2 separate regions of the Homo sapiens genome follow, and region 2 is linked to region 1. A link is an interaction called in ENCODE POLR2A ChIA-PET data of the cell type or tissue named here. Cell type or tissue: PC-3. All regions are shown on one strand. Links, peaks and the distances in the headings refer to the core of each region. The heading gives the core; the rest is flanking DNA.

Region 1 (8,327 bases), core at 27-8,026:
TATATTACCCCTTTGACTTGAACCCTGGCAGCTACTTTCCAAGAAGGCAAGCACTTTCACAGACTAGGAACCAAGGCATAGAGAGGCTACCTTGCTTGAGATCGCACAGCTGGGAAGTGACAGACAGGATAAAAGGCACCAGTCTATTCTTCCCCCATTTGATTCTGCCTCACTTTGGGAGTGTTTAATTCCAGAGCCTATTTACTCAGCAGTTTCATGTCTAGAAATTTATCCTACAGATGGCCTTGCACATGTGCAAAATGACACTATACACAAAGTTTCTCACTGTCACATTCTTTTTAATAGCAAAAGATTGGAAACAACCTAAACATCCATCATAGAAGCCTGGTTAAATGGATTTGTCAACAATGGAATACTCTGCAGTCATCAAGAGAAATGAAAGACACTTTATGTCTGGATATGGGATAATCCCCAGAACTCATTGTTTAGTACAAAATTCAAGCACAGAGTGATGTGTATAATATCTTGTCATCTGTGTAGAAAGAGTGAGGGAAGGAATATTTATGCAGAATTACTTGTTTTGCATAATGTATATATGGAAGGACATTCAGGAGATAGTAACATCAGTTGCTTTATTTTTTTATTTTTTTTTGAGACGGAGTTTCGCTCTTGTTGCCCAGGCTGGAGTGCAATGGCACGAACTGGGCTCACCGCAACCTCCGCCTCCCGGGTTCAAGCGATTATCCTGCCTCAGCCTCCCGAGTAGCTGGAATTACAGGCATGTACAACCATGCCCAGCTAATTATTTTTTTGTATTTTTAGTAGAGACGGGGTTTCTCCATGTTGGTCAGGCTGATCTCGAACTCCCGACCTCAGATGATCCACCCACCTTGGCCTCCCAAAGTGCTAGGATTATAGGCGTGAGCCACCGTGCCCGGCAACATCAGTTGCTTCTGGGAAGGGTGAGTATATGCTTGGGAATCAAGACTGGAAGGAAGGCCGGGCGCAGTGGCTCATGTCTATAATCCCAGCACTTTGGGAGGCCAAGGTGGGCAGATCACCTGACGTCAGGAGTTCGAGACCAGCCTGGCCAACATGGTGAAACCCCGTCTCTACTAAAAATAGAAAAATTAGCCGGGCATGGTGGCACACGCCTGTAATCCCAGCTACTCGGGAGGCTGAGGCAGGATAATCGCTTGAACCCAGGAGGCGGAGGTTGCGGTGAGCCCAGATCGTGCCATTGCACTCCAGCCTGGGTGACAGAGCGAGACTCTGTCTCAAAAAAAAAAAAAAAAAAAGGAGACTGGAAGTCCTTCCTTCCTTCCTTCCTCTCTCTCTCTCTCTTTCTTTCTTTCATCTCACTTTGTCGCCCAGGTTGGAGTGCAGGGAAGCGATCTCAGCTCACTGCAACCTCTGCCTCCTGGGTTCAAGCAATTCTCCTGCCTCAGCTTCCTGAGTAGCTGGGACTACAGGCCTGCACCACCACGCCTGGTTAATTTTTGTATTTTTAGTAGAGACAGGGTTTCGCTATGTTGGCCAGGCTAGTCTTGAACTCCTGACCTCAAGTTGGCCTTGCTGCTGCCTTGGCAATCCTGCTGCCTTGGCCTTGCAAAATGCTAGGATTACAGGCATAAGCCAAGACTTTTAATAAGATAATTTTTGGTAACTTATAAATTATTTGAACATATGACTTATTAAAAACAAAGAATAACAATTAAAAATAGGCTGGTGTAGTGGCTCACGTCTGTAATCTCAGCACTTTGGGAGGCCAAGGTGGGAGCATCACTTGAGGCCAGAAGTTTGAGACCAGCTTGGGCAACATAATGAGACCCCATCTCTACAAAAAATTATAAAAAGTAGCCAGATGTGGTGGTGTGTGCCTGTAGTCCCAGCTACTTGGGAGAGTCACTTGAGCCTGGGAGTTTGAGGCTGCAGTGAGCTACTACACTCCACCCTGGGCGACAGAGCAAGACCCTGTTTCTATTGAAAAAGAAAAAAAAAAGTAACAGCCTGGGCAACATGGCAAAACCCTGTCTCTACCAAAAATACAAACAATTAGCCAGGCATGGTGGCTTGCATCTGTGGTCCTAGGAGGCTGAAATGGGAGGATCACTTGAGCATGGGAGGCAGAGGCTGCAGTGAGCTGAGATCGTGCCACTGCACTCCAGCTTCGGTGACAGAGTAAGACCCCATCTAAAACAAAAACAAAGCCAAACAAAATGTAAATTTCCTGGCCTAGTCAAGATGCAGTCTGTTTTGTTTTGTTTTTAATTTAATTCACAAGAAGGAATGCAGTCCTAATGAGTAGGAAGGCTTACAGGGAGCAGCATAGTGGAGAGGTTGTAGAGATTAGCTTTAGAAAGACCTGGGTTTGGGATCTGGCTCAGTGGCTCACGCCTGTAATTCCAGCACTTTGGGAGGCCGAGGTGGGTGGATCACCTGAGGTTGGGAGTTCAAGACCAGCCTGACCAACATGGAAAAACCCTGTCTCTACGAAAAATGCAAAATTAGCCGAGCGTGGTGGTGTGTGCCTGTAATCCCAGCTATTCGGGAGGCTGAGGCAGGAGAATCAATTGAATTCAGGAGGTAGAGGTTGCAGTGAGCCTAGATCACTCCATTGCACTCCAGCCTGGGCAGCAAGAGCGAAACTCTGTCTCAAAACACACACACACACACACACACACACACACACACACACACACAAGAAAGACCTGGGTACACTGCCACTCACTAGCTACAAGTCTTCAGACAAGTTACTTAACCTTGTTGTGTCCCATTGGCTCCTTTTTTTTTTTTTTGAGTCGGAGTCTTGCCTTGTCACCCATAGCACAATCTTGGCTCATTGCAGCGTCTGCCTCTCGGGTTCAAGCATTCTCCTGCCTCAGCCTCCTGAGTAGCTGGGATCACAGGCACGTGCCACCCCACCACACCCAGCTAATTTTTATATTTTTAGTAGAAACAGGGTTTTACCATGTTAGCCAGGCTTGTCTCGAACTCCTGACTTCAGGTGATCCACCCGCCTCGGCCTCCCGAAGTGCTGAGATTACAGGCATGAGCCATCGTGCCTGGCCCCCACTGGCTCATTTGTAAACAAGGATACACTTTCCTCATGAATTCTTTTAGTGAGGAAGTTATATGATGATGTAGGTGTGTGCTTAGCAGAGGGGCTCTGTGCTAAGTCCTCAGAATGTGGCAGCTGTAACCACCTGGTCCCTGGAAAAACCCAAGGGAAGGAAAGCCTGAGTGTTGCTCATGTCTGACTAAGCTTAGGGAGGCCTTGCTGATTCTTGAAGGCCTCAGGGCCTCCCAGAGTGTATCTGTGCTGCTTGACCGTCTATGACGTTGTCCTAGTTACTGGTGGATGGAAGGAAGTGTGGAGATCACCAGGCAAAGATCACTGGCTCACTAGTGGCAACCCTCTTGCCTGACAGAGTTGGCCTCTATTAGGAACTGCTATGCCCCACCTGGTGGCAAGAAACCCCAAGGGCAGCCGCGGCCCTGCACAGACCTAAAGACCTTCTCAGTCTTCTCCTTTCTTGCATCCAGCTTTGAATCATCTTCAAAGACCTTTGTATCCAGCCCAAAGGCGGAGATACCTTTCCTGTGATGGTTTGTGAGAGCTATGTCAGAGGGTGAGAGGGGCTGAGCGGTGTCGGGGCAGTGTGGTAGACTAGAGTCAGAAGACCTGCGTCCACACTGGGAGCTCCAGATCAATTGCTCCATCTGTAAGCCTCAGTTTCCTCACCTGTATAATAGAGATCCACCTGTGAAGATCAAATATCTGGTAAAACTGTGAGTGTGGAAGCAGGAAAGCTGCAGAAATCTTGCCTTTGTCATTCTGGGTGGTTTTTACAAACATTGTGGAGACTGATAAATGAGTACAGAAGCCCTCAAACCAGTCTCCTGAAACCCAAACAAGATCAGCCAGGGGCTTCATAGCGGCGTGATGCCAGCATGGTGGGTGCTTCTGCTGCTTGGGGGGCCTAGGGGTGGGCAGGTGAGCAGTGTGTGGGAAAAGGAGATTGAGTGGTCAGCTGCAGTGATTTTTCTGGGAGTTTTCTCCACTCACTCAACAATCAAGAATGGGTATGCCTTTATTGGCTCCAAGAAAAGATAAGACATGAGCAGCCCCATTCTTGAGAAACCTTCAGAGGTCATTTGGTCCTTTAGCACTTACGGAGCCACTTGTGAAAAGGGCTGCGAGAGACGCCCAAGATGGATCAGCCATGGTCCCTGCTATCCAGAAGCTTGTAGAGGAAGGAAAGCTACTTCACAGCACACAGGCTGAAATTTCATAAGAGGAAATGACCATTGTGCCAGTTGATCATGTGAGAATGGACGGAATGTAGGGGGATAAGTAGTAAGAGCCAGGGAGGCTTAACCAAGAGAGACTTCCTGAGGAAGACGGAACCTGGACCAGAAGCAAGAGGCCACTCTGAGAAGAGGAGGGGTGACCCAGGTAGAATGCTGGAGAGCAGGGTCTCCAGGAACATGATGTATAAACATCTGGAGAGGAGGGGGCTGCTGGTGGGTGGCCTGGAGCCCTGGAATGCAAATAGACTGCTCTCCAAAGTCCCCACCAGCCAGACAGCTGTGGTGCTGCCTTGTACCCTGGGAGTGAATAAGTTGCTTCTTATTCTCCTCCCAGCCCCCAACTTCCCTGCCCCCCACCCCATCCCCCAGCCTTACTTAGGGATTTCACCTGGTCAATCACCAGAGTCAACAGGCAAGAGCTATGAACCTCAGGCAGGAATGGGAGGAGCTGTCAGAATGAGATGTGAGGCCCCAGGCATGAGGGCTGGAGTCTCAGGGTCTGGCCAGCTCCCGGCTCCTGTAAGCCTCAGCCCAGCCAGAGACGCCAGGCACCTGGGCCCGGCACGGCTCCTCACTTGCTTTGTGTCTGAGTTGAAACCCGCCCACGCTGGGGATGGCAACTCTCTGCCTCTGTCTGCTGGGCCTCCCTGTGGAAGCTAGGCCTGGTGGCTTCACATAAATATTGATTGTCTACTCAGCCATCCCGGCAGGGAGAGAGAGGCCAGGCAGGAGGGGGAGCCCGATCAGGCAGCACTGGATGAATGGAGTCCTGATGTGAGGGAGCTGGGGGGATGCCAGAGGCTAACAGAGGAGAGGCAGGAATCCTAGGGTAGAGAATTCCCCAAGAGGGATAAATGCCAAGTTCAGAATAGCGGTCACCTGGGGAGGAAGAGGAGCATAAGCAGGACCTTCGGGGGTGGCAGCAGTGGTTTACTTAAGCAGGGCTTCACACTCATTAATGCTATTCTTTGTATCTCTTTGTATGTCTGAATCGTTTATAATACATTTGTACCTAGTGACCTGTAGAGGTCCTGTCTTCCTTCCCCCAGCCTCTAGGCAAGACTTCAGTAATCTACCGGACAAGGTGCTGCTCTGGTCTAACTCTGAAATTTTAAAGAGAGATTCCCAAGATGCCAACACAACCCAGGCCCCATCCTGCTTCCAGCCCTTCCTCCAGCTTTGTCAGGGAGAAGGCATTCTTTCCCTTGTTCAGCTAACAAGTCCTGACTGTGTCAGGAGGGAGACCACTGGCTTTGGGGTCTGGACAATGGCCCTGATGTCCTGCTCAGTGTTCTATGCTCTGGTTGGATAGTTCCTGCTCCTTCCACCCTCCTCACAGACCCCACTGTCTGAGCCATCAGTCAGGGAAGAGATGTCTGTTGCCTTTTGGGGGAAATCAGGCCTTCGGGAGAGAAGCAGGCTCCAGAGAACCTTTCCACTATCCTCTTTTCCTTGCTCATTCCTCTCTTCCCAAAACAAATGCCCTTATGAAGGACTTAGGACTTAGACCAGACTAAGAATTTCCGTAAGAAAATGTCTCTCTCTCTTTCCCCACACCATCACCCCCATCCCCTCCGCCCCCCAATTCCTCTCTCTGCTTTTGAACTCCTGGCCTCAAGCGATCCTCCTCCTCCCGCTTCGGCCTCCCAAAGCACTAGGATTATGGATGTGAGCCACCACGCCCAGCCTCCTTTATTTTTCTTGTCAGTTTTTATCTTTCTTCCCTTTCCGTTTCTCTTCCTTTGTTATGACTCTTTTTCCCAAGCCCACTTTCTTTCTGTCATCTTCCTCCCCCTTCTTCCCTCTGTTCCTCTGCCTCTGGCTCCTGCCTTCCAGGGCCTCCCCTGCACTCTCACCTGGCTGGCTCTGTCCCACACTCTCCCTGGCATAGGAGACTCTTCTAGGGAATTCAAGGAAATAAGCAGGAGGCATATTCTGCCTTTGAAACCAGATGAGGGGCTGCTCTCTACTCAAGCCATGCTAATCATTAGACAGTCATTTCTGGGAAGGGCTCTCAGCTCTGGAACCCAAATGGCTCCAGCTCTATGTCATTGCTCCTATTTCTTAAGGCCACTGGTCTCCATCAGGATCCTCTGCAAACCAACAGCCTTGAAACCTTAACAATTATGTCATGTGAGGGCACTCCTTTTGTTGAGTCCACCCTGAGGGCAGAATTCTACCAGACCCTGAAGGGAGGGGATGCTGTTTGGAGGATCAACAAGCCTTTATCTAGTAGGGGAGATGGCACGCTCATGAGTCAGACCTGACACAGCTCAGACAACAAGCAATAAACAGAAAGCAATTTTCTTACTGAGTGCCGAGAAGCCAGATCATTTAGAACAAAACAGATTTAATTAGAGAAGACTTCTTGAAGGGAGTGAATATGGGGCAGGGACTGAAAAGAGAGGTGCTGGTTAGCCAGGCATGGTGGCATGCACCTCTAGTCCGAGCTACATGGGAGGCTGAGGTGGGAGGATTTCTTGAGCCCAGGAGGTTGAGGCTGCAGTGAGCTGTGATCTCACCACTGCACTCCAGCCTGGGCAACAGAGCAAGATCCTGTCTCTTTTTTTTTTGAGACGGAGTCTCGCTCTGTCACCCAGGCTGGAGTATAGTGGGGCGATAGTGGCTCACTGCAACCTCTGCCTCCCAGGTTCAAGCAATTCTCCTGCCTCAGCCTCCTGAGTAGCTGGGATTATAGCATGCGCCACCACGCCCAGCTAATATTTTTTGTATATTTTTTTTTAAGTAAAGACGGGGTTTCACCATCTTGGCCAGGCTGGTCTCGAACTCCTGACCTTGTAATCCACCCACTGAGACCTCCCAAAGTGCTGGGATTACAGGTGCAAGCCACCGTGCCCAGCCCTTCCTGTCTCTTAAAAAGAGAAGCGGTGGGGGGCTGGTGTTGGGAGAGTACTGAGACAGAGAAGAGTGATCTGGTTCCTCTTGAAGCGGGGCTAGTGTGAAGGTACCCATGTTGTGCTGTGTTCAGGGACCAAGGACCTAGTTTGACAGGCTAGGGCCAAGAGCCGTCAGAATGAAGTGAGATTGTCTGGGAAGGGACAGGGGGAAGATTTGTCTCCGCAGAGCAGCCCGGCCAAATTCAAGGATGTCAAAATGTCAGTCAGTGGGATGTGTGAGGGCTTGGGCTGCCACATGCCACACCAGCTCTTCCCATTTCCTGGGAAAAATGCAAATGGTGTTAGTTACTCCCCAAGCTCTGGGCCCAGGCTACATTGCTTTCTGGGAGAACTCCACTCTGTGGGAGGGAGAGCAAGGTTGGAAGGTATTGTGTGATTTCATGACTTTATTATATATGTTGGGGATAAGGTAGGGAGGAAACACATATCAGGATCTTAAAGTGCGTCTCTGCTTTTATGAGTGTGTATCTTCGTATCTGAAAAAAGATGGGCTTTTGTGAATCTGCATGAATGAATGTGTTATGTACACAAGCCCCTGAGCCACACCCCTCCTGTTTTTATTAACAGCCTCTTTCTGCCATTTTCAGACTTTCTCTTTCACAGCCTGAGGCCCCATCAGCCCTCCTGCCGAGCAGGGGCTGGGATGTGGGCTGATCCCAAATGCATCTTTCTCCTCAGTAATGCCACAAATTGGCTACAGAGAGCTCCAGGCCCAGAGTGGATCAGGATAAAGTCCTTTCTCCTCTCTGACTAGGCTGGGGACAGCTGGGCCTGCAGGAGAGGATGGAAAAAAGGATGGACAGTTGTTTAGGGATTAATTCACTGATGCTCATGCAGCATGCATTTTTAAAAAGCTTCCTTTGTGCTGGGTGCTGTGGATAGAGTGATGACATAGCAGAGAACTCCTTACATCCAATGATGCCCTTGCTTTCACATGAAATTTTCTTTTTCCAGAGAAACTCAGTAGCTAAAGCTGGAATTGCCAGGTTTGCCCCTTCCCCACTTCCCTGCCATCCTTGTCTTCTCATCCTTCCCTCCCTCCTATTGCAGCAACCTGGGCTGGGGTGGACAGAACAGGATGGACCTTCGGGTCCCTTTAAGCACTTTGGAATGGGAATGAAGGGGTCACATCCT
Region 2 (8,327 bases), core at 136-8,135, 70 kb before region 1:
CACTGTACTCCAGCCTGGATGACAAAGTGAGACCCTATCTTAAAACGAAACAAAACAAAAGCAAAAAGGTGCTAGAGAGCTCACAATTGTGAGTACACAGCACTGAAATATTAACTTCCAAGATGGTCAAAGTGGCTTCTTAGGCCAGGTTGTCATGGTTTCCAAGACCACAAACAGAAGTTTGGTTCAAAAGAAGGGCAGGAAGGGAACTGCCTTTTTCTTCCTAAGGGAATAGTTTCAAGAGCCAAGATAAGAGGGGGATATGGCAAAAGGAAGAGAAGTTTCCATAACAGGGCAAAGAAAATGGACAGTCTTGAGAGTTCAATTTTTCCTGGTGAGCATAGGGAGAGAGGCCTCATTTGTAGGATTATAAGGCCCTATTCAGATGGTGAGATAAACCTAGGAGGTTAATAGGAAGAGGAGTCAGCTTTCTACTATGTTAAATGTCCACCCAACAAAACCTAGGAGGCACGAAGAACGGGGGCCAAAATTAAGCTACTTTGGGAAAGCGAAGGCCCTCCAAAGACTCTGAGTTTTGCCTGAAAGAGGGCAGATGAGATAATTATCCCCAGAAGTGATGTGTGGAGGTGCTGTTTCCAGAATTGAGGCCTGCCTTGCTGTCCACCTCCTGCAGGTCCCCTGGTCAGGACCCTTTCAACTCTCATTTCAAAGGAGCCAGATGGAGAACATTGTAAGAAACCAAAATGCTACCATTCCTCCCAGCAGGAGCTGTCAGCTGAGTGTGGCCACCTGGCCCAGGAATTCCCTTTCATACTCATGGGCAGTTCTCTGTGGCTTATGAGAATCCCCTTGGATGCTTCCTCCTGAGCTGGTGCCAGCTTGGAAAGGAGACAGAGTTGCTCACCGCTCTGCTCTACCCAGAAGCAGCAACTGTGGCACCACTGTAGGTTAATTACCACGTATGCTCCACCACCTTCTCAAAGCAGGTAGGCTGACCACAAGCTAGGAGGCAGGTCAGACCTGTCACAATTTTATCACCAGTAACAATACTAGCCAGTAAGTTCCTGGTCTTTTCAGGGAGCATGTCCTCTGCTTTTCCCACCAACTACATCAAACAAGAATCCCATAATCATAGCCACGTAGATGGAAAAGTCTAAACAAATCCCCTCATTTTACATTTAAGCATGTATTAGCAAAATATTGTGCTGAGCACTGGATAAAAAGGCTACACAATTTTTTTTTTTTTTTTTGAGATGGAGTCTAGCTCTGTCACCAGGCTGGAGTGCAGTGCTGTGAATCTCGGCTCACTGCAACCTCCGCCTCCCGGGTTCAAGTGATTCTCCTGCCTCAGCCTCCTGAGTACCTGGGACTACAGGCACGCACCACTGTGCCTGGCTAATTTTTGTATTTTTAGTAGAGACAGGGTTTCACCATATTGGCCAGGCTGGTCTTGAACTCCTGACCTCGTGATCCGCCCATCTTGGCCTCCCAAAGTGTTGGGATTACAGGCGTGAGCCACCGAGCCCGGCCAAGGCTACACAATCTTGACAGGAAAGCAGGACAGGGGCAGAGACACCTGAGGCAAAGAAATCTGTATTGGGTGTCAAAGGAAGGGCAGAAACATCTCCCACGCCTGCTAGCCTGTGCCTACCCAAAACCTCTAGGGTTTCCCCTGCTGCCAGCTTGTGGCCATCAAGCTGCTGCAGGAGAGAGCTCATCACAGCGTGGGCCTCCCACTAAGGGCTCACCCTGAGCAGAGGGGAACCTTCTCTTTTCAGAGCTGCTACATACAGTCAGGTAGCATGTGCCCTGAACATGGGCACCAGGTAAGGAGGTGGTTTGGGAGATGAAATCCACCCTAAGTTTTGCCAGATGGGCCTTGCTCCTGTGGGCTATATTCACCTTTCTAAAATCTTTAAAAGTACCTTAAGGGCCGGGTGCGGTGGCTCACGCCTGTAATCCCAGCACTTTGGGAGGCTGAGGTGGGCAGATCACGAGGTCAGGAGATTGAGACCACGGTGAAAGTCCATCTCTACTAAAAACACAAAAAATTAGCCAGGCGCGGTGGCAGGCGCCTGTAGTCCCAGCTACTCGGGAGGCTGAGGCAGGAGAATGGCGTGAACCCGGGAGGCGGAGCTTGCAGTGAGCCAAGATCGCGCCACTGCACTCCAGCCTGGGTGACAGAGCGAGACTCTGTCTCAAAAATAAAATAAAATAAAATAAAAGTACCTTAAGGACTAGCAGGTGCAGTTAACTGTCAACCTGGCATTCCCTTGGGTCACCAAATCCTGAAAAATATCTAAGGAAGAAAACCAGTAGTGAATCCAGTTTGACATGGGGATGCACCAGAGCCAGAGCTGAAGATGTCAAAGTGGCCAGCCCCGTGGGGCCCCTGCACCCGGGCCAGGCTCCTGCCCCTCACAGCTCACAGGCTCTCCCATGAAGTCCTTCCCAAGTAGCACCAGTGCCTCTCAGCCAAACCTCCTCCAAATCCATTCTCCCTGAGCCTTCATTTCCTCATCTAAAAAAATGGGGATCAAAAAGTCATCTACCCCATACCAAAGTTGAAAGGATTATTACTTTTTTCATGTGCAAAGGCCCTTGCCCTTGGATGAAGATCAAGTATCTTAAGAAGCCACTGAACAGTGGAGGCAAACTGCTCCTGCCCCTCTGTCAGAGCCTCCCCGTGCCTCTGGCCACCGTGTTCCTATACTTTCCAGTCCTGGATCTGGACCCTTGGCTCTGTGTACCAGGAGGACATTGGTACTCCCCATTCCCAGACTTCTCCAGAATCTCTAATTTTTGCAGCTATATCTGGGGAATCTATCTGTCTGAGGTTCCTTTTTAAGTGGTGTCAGCAAGACTAAGTAAAAAGACAGAAAGAGTTCATGAGAGTAAAGGAACTCTGTTAAGAACTCACATGTGGATAATGCTTCACAGTTTTCAAAGCACTCTGACATTTGATCTTTGCAACAATCTTTTAAGATAGACAGGACTGACAATATCATTCTTTGACAGATTTTAGAGCATATGGTCTTAAAGGTGAAGTGACTCACTCAGTTAAGGCCATGCAACCACAGGAAGAGCCTAGAAGAAGCTAAGGCATACTCCATACTACAAGGTCCTAAAAGAAATTGGAGAGAAGAGGCTGGGCACAGTGGCTCATGCCTGTAATCCCAGAGACTCAGGAGGCCGAGGCAGGAGGATCGCTTGAGGCCAGGAGTTTGAGACCAGCCTGGGCAATACAGTGAGACACCGTCTCTACAAAAAATAAAAAATTAGCTGGGTGTGGTAGCATGTGCCTGTAGTCCCCACTACTTAGGAGGCTGAGGAGGGAAGATTGCTTGAGCCCAGGAGTTTGAAGCTGCGGTAAGCTATGATCACACCACTGCACTCTAGCATGGTGACAGAGCAAGACCTTGCTTAAAAAAAAAAAAAGAGAGAGAGAGAGCAGCCTGTAGAAAATAGTGGGATAATTCTAGGCCCAACCCAGGACATTGGAGCTGGGGATTCCTGTCCTGATGAGCTCAGAGGATTAATATAGGTTCTCCTACTTCCTCTCAGAGGTAACAGTGAGACATGCTGAATGTATGTGTGATGTGTGTGTGTGTCATTCTTCTTGGCCATGGGTACCCTGAGAGTACAGTTTGTGGTCTAGATGGAGGCGGTACACCTCCTGGTGTGTTGTGGAGGTACAAAAGGGAGGAGAACAAAAAAGGGTGGAGGAAGATTAGAAAAAGAAAGGAAGAAGGCTCTTTCCCTTAGGGAATTCCCAGTCCGCAGAATTCTAAATAAAGAAGACAGGATACACCCATATTAAGAAGGCCTATGATTATAGTACAGCACATCCAGAAATATTGAAGTGCATCAGGACCAGGAAGGACAAAGACTGACAAGGGGAAGAAATGCAAAAAACAAAAGCAAACACAAACCCAAAAAATATAAACAGGAAACAAAATGTTGCTCTACAGTCTCTAGACCCTTTAAAGGCCTTCAGCATTGAAAGGAGGGAATCTCCAGGGTTAACAATAGGGTCTTTCCCTAGGAAGGCAAGCAAATGCAAGGTTCTGGCCCCAGATAATCACTTCTCTCTAGCTAGCACTTCTGGGTTCAGGTGATGTCATGCGCATTAAGTATTTGTCGAGAAAAGAGACCTCTGGAAGAGTAAAACCTCAGGACAGAGTTTATAAACAGCACACTCAATTCCACCTGCCTTCCACTATCTGGGAGAGTGACCCTCCTCAGTTTCCTGCTACAAGGAAAGAGTAGGCTATTCTCTTCATATTACTGCAAATTATGATATACCCAAAAAATGTGATTTAAAAAAGGAGGGCCTCCATGGGCAGATGAATGGACAAACAAGTGTGGCACATCCATACAATGGAATTATTATTCAAGGAAGGATGTTCTGACACATGCTGCCACACGGATGAACCTTGAAAACATTATGCTAAGTGAAATAAGCCAGTCACACACACACAAACAAATACAGTATAATTCTATTCATATGAAGTATGTAGAATAGGCAAATTCATAGAGACAGGAAGTAGAGTGGAGGTTACCACAGGCTGGATGGAGTGGGGAATGGGCATTATTGTTTAATGGGTACAGAGTTTCAGTTTGGGATGAAGGAGAAGTTCTAGACATGGATGATGGTGATGGGAAACCTACACTGGGAATGTAGTTAGTACCACTGAACGGTCTACTTAAAAATGGTTAAGATAAGCTGGGAGCGGTGGCTCATGCCTGTAATCCCAACACTTTGGGAGGCTGAGACGGGTGGATCATGAGGTCCGGAGATCGAGACCATCCTGGCTAACACGGTGAAACCCTGTCTCTACTAAAAATACAAAAAGAAATTAGTCGGGCGTGGTGGCAGGCACCTGCAGTCCCAGCTACTCGGGAGGCTGAGGCAGGAGAATGGTGTGAAACCCGGAGGCAGAGCTTGCAGTGAGATCGTGCCACTGCACCCCAGCCTGGGCAACTGAGTGAGACTCCATCTCAAAAAAAAAAAAAGGTGAAGATGGCAAATTTTATGTTCTGTATATTTTATCACAGTAAAATAAATAAATAAAAATAGGAGAAGGAAGAAGAGCAGATGGAAGAGTCATCCTGGTATAGACAGGTGAGAAGGGTGGAGAAGGGAAGAGCAGAGCTAAATTCCAGATGTGGACCAGCAGCTGCTGTCACCGAGAGTTCAGATCCATTGTGGTAATGGAGGTGGAGGCCAGTGGGGCACAGGTCAGTCACCACAGACACGCCCAGGGCTGGGAGCCCACACAGAGCCTGGCACAACATCAAAGAACTCAAGGGACCTGGCAAAGCTGAGTGACAAGGCAAAGGGGTGGAGAAACAGACTGGGCTTTCTGAATACCATGCAGCATGCTTGTGTGTGGTAGGAGACAATGGTGGGAGTGCATTGAGGGTGGTGGGCATAGGGTAGACAAATCACCTTTTCAAAGAGCAGGAGAAAGGCATCTGTGTTCATCCTCTCCTCTCCCAAAGTCACCCCATCATCAGCTCAGAGAACACAGGCACCTGGTTACAGCAGGTACAGCTAAGGCTTTCCTGACCCAAGATGGGGAACTAAGTCTCCAGGCTTTTTGATCACTCTGTATTAGTATCTCATTTGATCCTCTCAACAACCTTGGGAAATGGGTCGTATCACTCCCATTTTACAGAGGAGAAAACTGGCTAAATACTTTGTCTAGGCTCACACAGTAAGAAGCCAAGCCAGAATCCAAACCCGACTTTGGCAGAAGCCACACTTTTTTCATAATATTGCCTTTGAGGTGCTTTCCAGACATGAGAGCTCTCTTTCTCAGTGATCATTCACCTCTTAAAGTATGGTGCAGAGATTAAGAGCATAAGCTCTGTGGACAGACAGCCCAAATCCCAGATCACTACCCATTTGACCTTGGGAAAGTTTTTTTTTTTTTTAGACAAAGTTTCTCTCTTGTTGCTCTGGCTGGAGTGCAGTGGCGCGATCTCAGCTCACTGTAACCTCTGCTTCCTGGGTTCAAGCAATTCTCCTGCCTCGGCCTCCCAAATAGCTGGAACTAGAGGGCCACCCCACCATGCCCGGCTAATTTTTGTATTTTTAGTAGAGACAGGGTTTCACCATGTTGCCAAGCTGGTCTCGAACTCCTAACCTCAAGTGATCCGCCTGCCTCGGCCTCCCAAAGTGCTGGGACTACAGGCATGAGCCACCGTGCCCAGTCCCTGTGCTCTTCTTCTTATTTATTTATTTTTTTGAGACAGAGTCTCACCCTTGCTAGGCTGGAGTGCAGTGGTGCGATCTTGGCTCACTGCAACCTCCGTCTCCCAGGTTCAAGCAATTCTCCTGCCTCAGCCTCCCAAGTAGCTGGGATTACAGGTGCTCACACCATGCCCAGCTAATTTTTGTATTTTCAGCAGAGATGGGGTTTCACCATGTTGGCCAGGCTGGTCTCGATCTCTTGACCTCACGATCTGCCCACCTCGGTCTCCCAAAGTGCTGGAATTACAGGCGTGAGCCACTGTGCCCAGGCCTCCCCCCACCCCCCACCTCCGTTCTCTTCTTACTGCTCCCTAGGAGCCTATTCATCGGCTGTTACATTGAACTGGGACCTCATTTTTTATCTCCACCACCCCAAGTGATACATTCTCACCCCAATGGCGTGCATTCTCACGATCTTCCAACCTACTACCTTTTGTGATAGCTATTTTTATCCTCTTTCAACAACTGAAGGAACTGAGGCCTAAAGCTCTGCAGTTAACTTGTGGTGAAACTGGACCATAAACCCAGGTCCAAAAAACTCATGGTCTTGGCTGTTACATGATGTTTTGGCATTAGAGAGAAAAAATCTACCACATGGTAAAGGGAAAAGTAGCTTGGGTTGAATTTCAAATACTTGGATTGGAATCCAAGCTCTGTGACCTTGGACAAGTTTCTTTCTTTCTTTCTTTCTTTTTTTTTTTTTTTTTTTGAGATGGAGTCTTGCTCTGCCGCCCAGGCTGGAGTGCAGTGGCACAATCTTGGCTCACTGCAACCTCCAGCTCCCAGGTTCAAGCGATTCTCCTGCCTCAGCCTCCCGAGTAGCTGAGATTACAGGCACCTGCCACCACGCCCGGCTAATTTTTGTGTTTTTAGTAGAGACAGGATTTCACCATTTTGGCCAGGCTGATCTTGAACTCCTGATCTTGTGATCCACCTGCCTTGGCCTCCCAAAGTGCTGGAATTACAGGCGTGAGCCACCACACCCAGCTTTTTATATATTTTTTTTAGCAACAGGGTCTCACCCTGCCAACCAGGCTGGATGGAGCAATCTTCCCGCTTCAGCCTCCCCAGTAGCTAGAACTACAGGCTTCCCCCACATGCCTAGCTAATTTTTATTTTTATTTTTTGAGACAGGGTCTTGCTCTGTTACTCAGGCTGGAATGCAGTGGCATGATCAGAACTCACTGAAGCCTCAGCCTCTGGGCTCAAGTGATCCTCCCACCTCAGCCTCCTTTGTGGACTACAGGGGTGTGCCACCATGCCTGGCTAATTTTCAAATGTTTTTGTAGAGACAACGTTTTGCTGTGTGGTCTCGGCTGGTCTCAAACTCCTGGGCTCAAGTGATCCTCCCACCTCTGCCTCCCAAAGTGCTGGGATTATGGGTGTGAGCCACTGCACCTGGCCAGAAACTATAATTTTTAAATACCTGCTTTGGGCTTGTCATTCTGACATATATTACATGAAATTATAAAGATTAATGATTCAAAGTGATTAATACAAGAGCTACTCAAGAAATGGTAATCTTTATTATTTTCTTCGATATCACAACCATAAATTTTTTTTTAACTGACACATTTTCTATCATTTTCATTTGTGTTTCCTTTTCATTTTTCTTCCCCTCTGCTAGTTTGGAAGTTATATTATACCAAGTTTTTTAGTATTAGCCTAGAAATCTTAACATAAAGACTTCTAATAAGCAATATCTTTAATTTTTTCCCTAGAAAATATAAGGACCTTAGAACACTTAAACTCCAATTACTATATTCACCTTCTAATTTTTTTTTTTTCAGACGCAGTCTCACTTTGTCACCCAGGCTGGAGTGCAGTGGCGCGATCTCGGCTCACTGCAACCTCCACCTCCTGGGTTCAAGCAATTCTCCTGCCTCAGCCTCCTCAGTAGCTGGGATTACAGGCACACACCACCACGCCCAGCTAATTTTTGTATTTTTAGTAGAGACGGGGTTTCACCATGTTGGCCAGGCTGGTCTCGATCTCCTGACCTTGTGATCCACCCGCCTCAGCCTCCCAAAGTGTTGGGATTACAGGCATGGGCCACCATGCCTGGCCTTACCTTCCAATTTATATACTATAGTTACTGAGGATTTAA

What was found. ChIA-PET counts read pairs that join two places held together with the same protein. Peaks named below come from ENCODE experiments on the same cell type or tissue, not always from the same donor. Only the 100,000 strongest peaks of a DNase experiment are listed, where the experiment ranks them.
Region 2: POLR2A ChIA-PET joins it to region 1 with 10 read pairs; 10 of 35 experiments call an interaction of 5 or more read pairs at or near these places.

The regions. Positions count from the first base shown.
Region 1 is chr1:203,588,913-203,597,239 of GRCh38, reverse strand. No RefSeq gene overlaps it. Among named protein-coding and RNA genes, the nearest start is that of ATP2B4, 34 kb to the left of the region's middle. RefSeq lists a silencer at 3,364-3,513. In PC-3, for the core only: a CTCF peak has its summit at 3,434 (motif pointing left); DNase peaks (open chromatin) are centred at 3,179 and 6,489; H3K4me3 peaks cover 859 bases; H3K27ac peaks cover 3,034 bases.
Region 2 is chr1:203,658,684-203,667,010 of GRCh38, reverse strand. All of the region lies in intron 1 of ATP2B4 (ATPase plasma membrane Ca2+ transporting 4), which reads right to left. Among named protein-coding and RNA genes, the nearest start is that of ATP2B4, 36 kb to the right of the region's middle. In PC-3, for the core only: CTCF peaks have their summits at 3,456 and 3,656; DNase peaks (open chromatin) are centred at 3,030, 3,550 and 5,250; H3K4me3 peaks cover 761 bases; H3K27ac peaks cover 3,632 bases.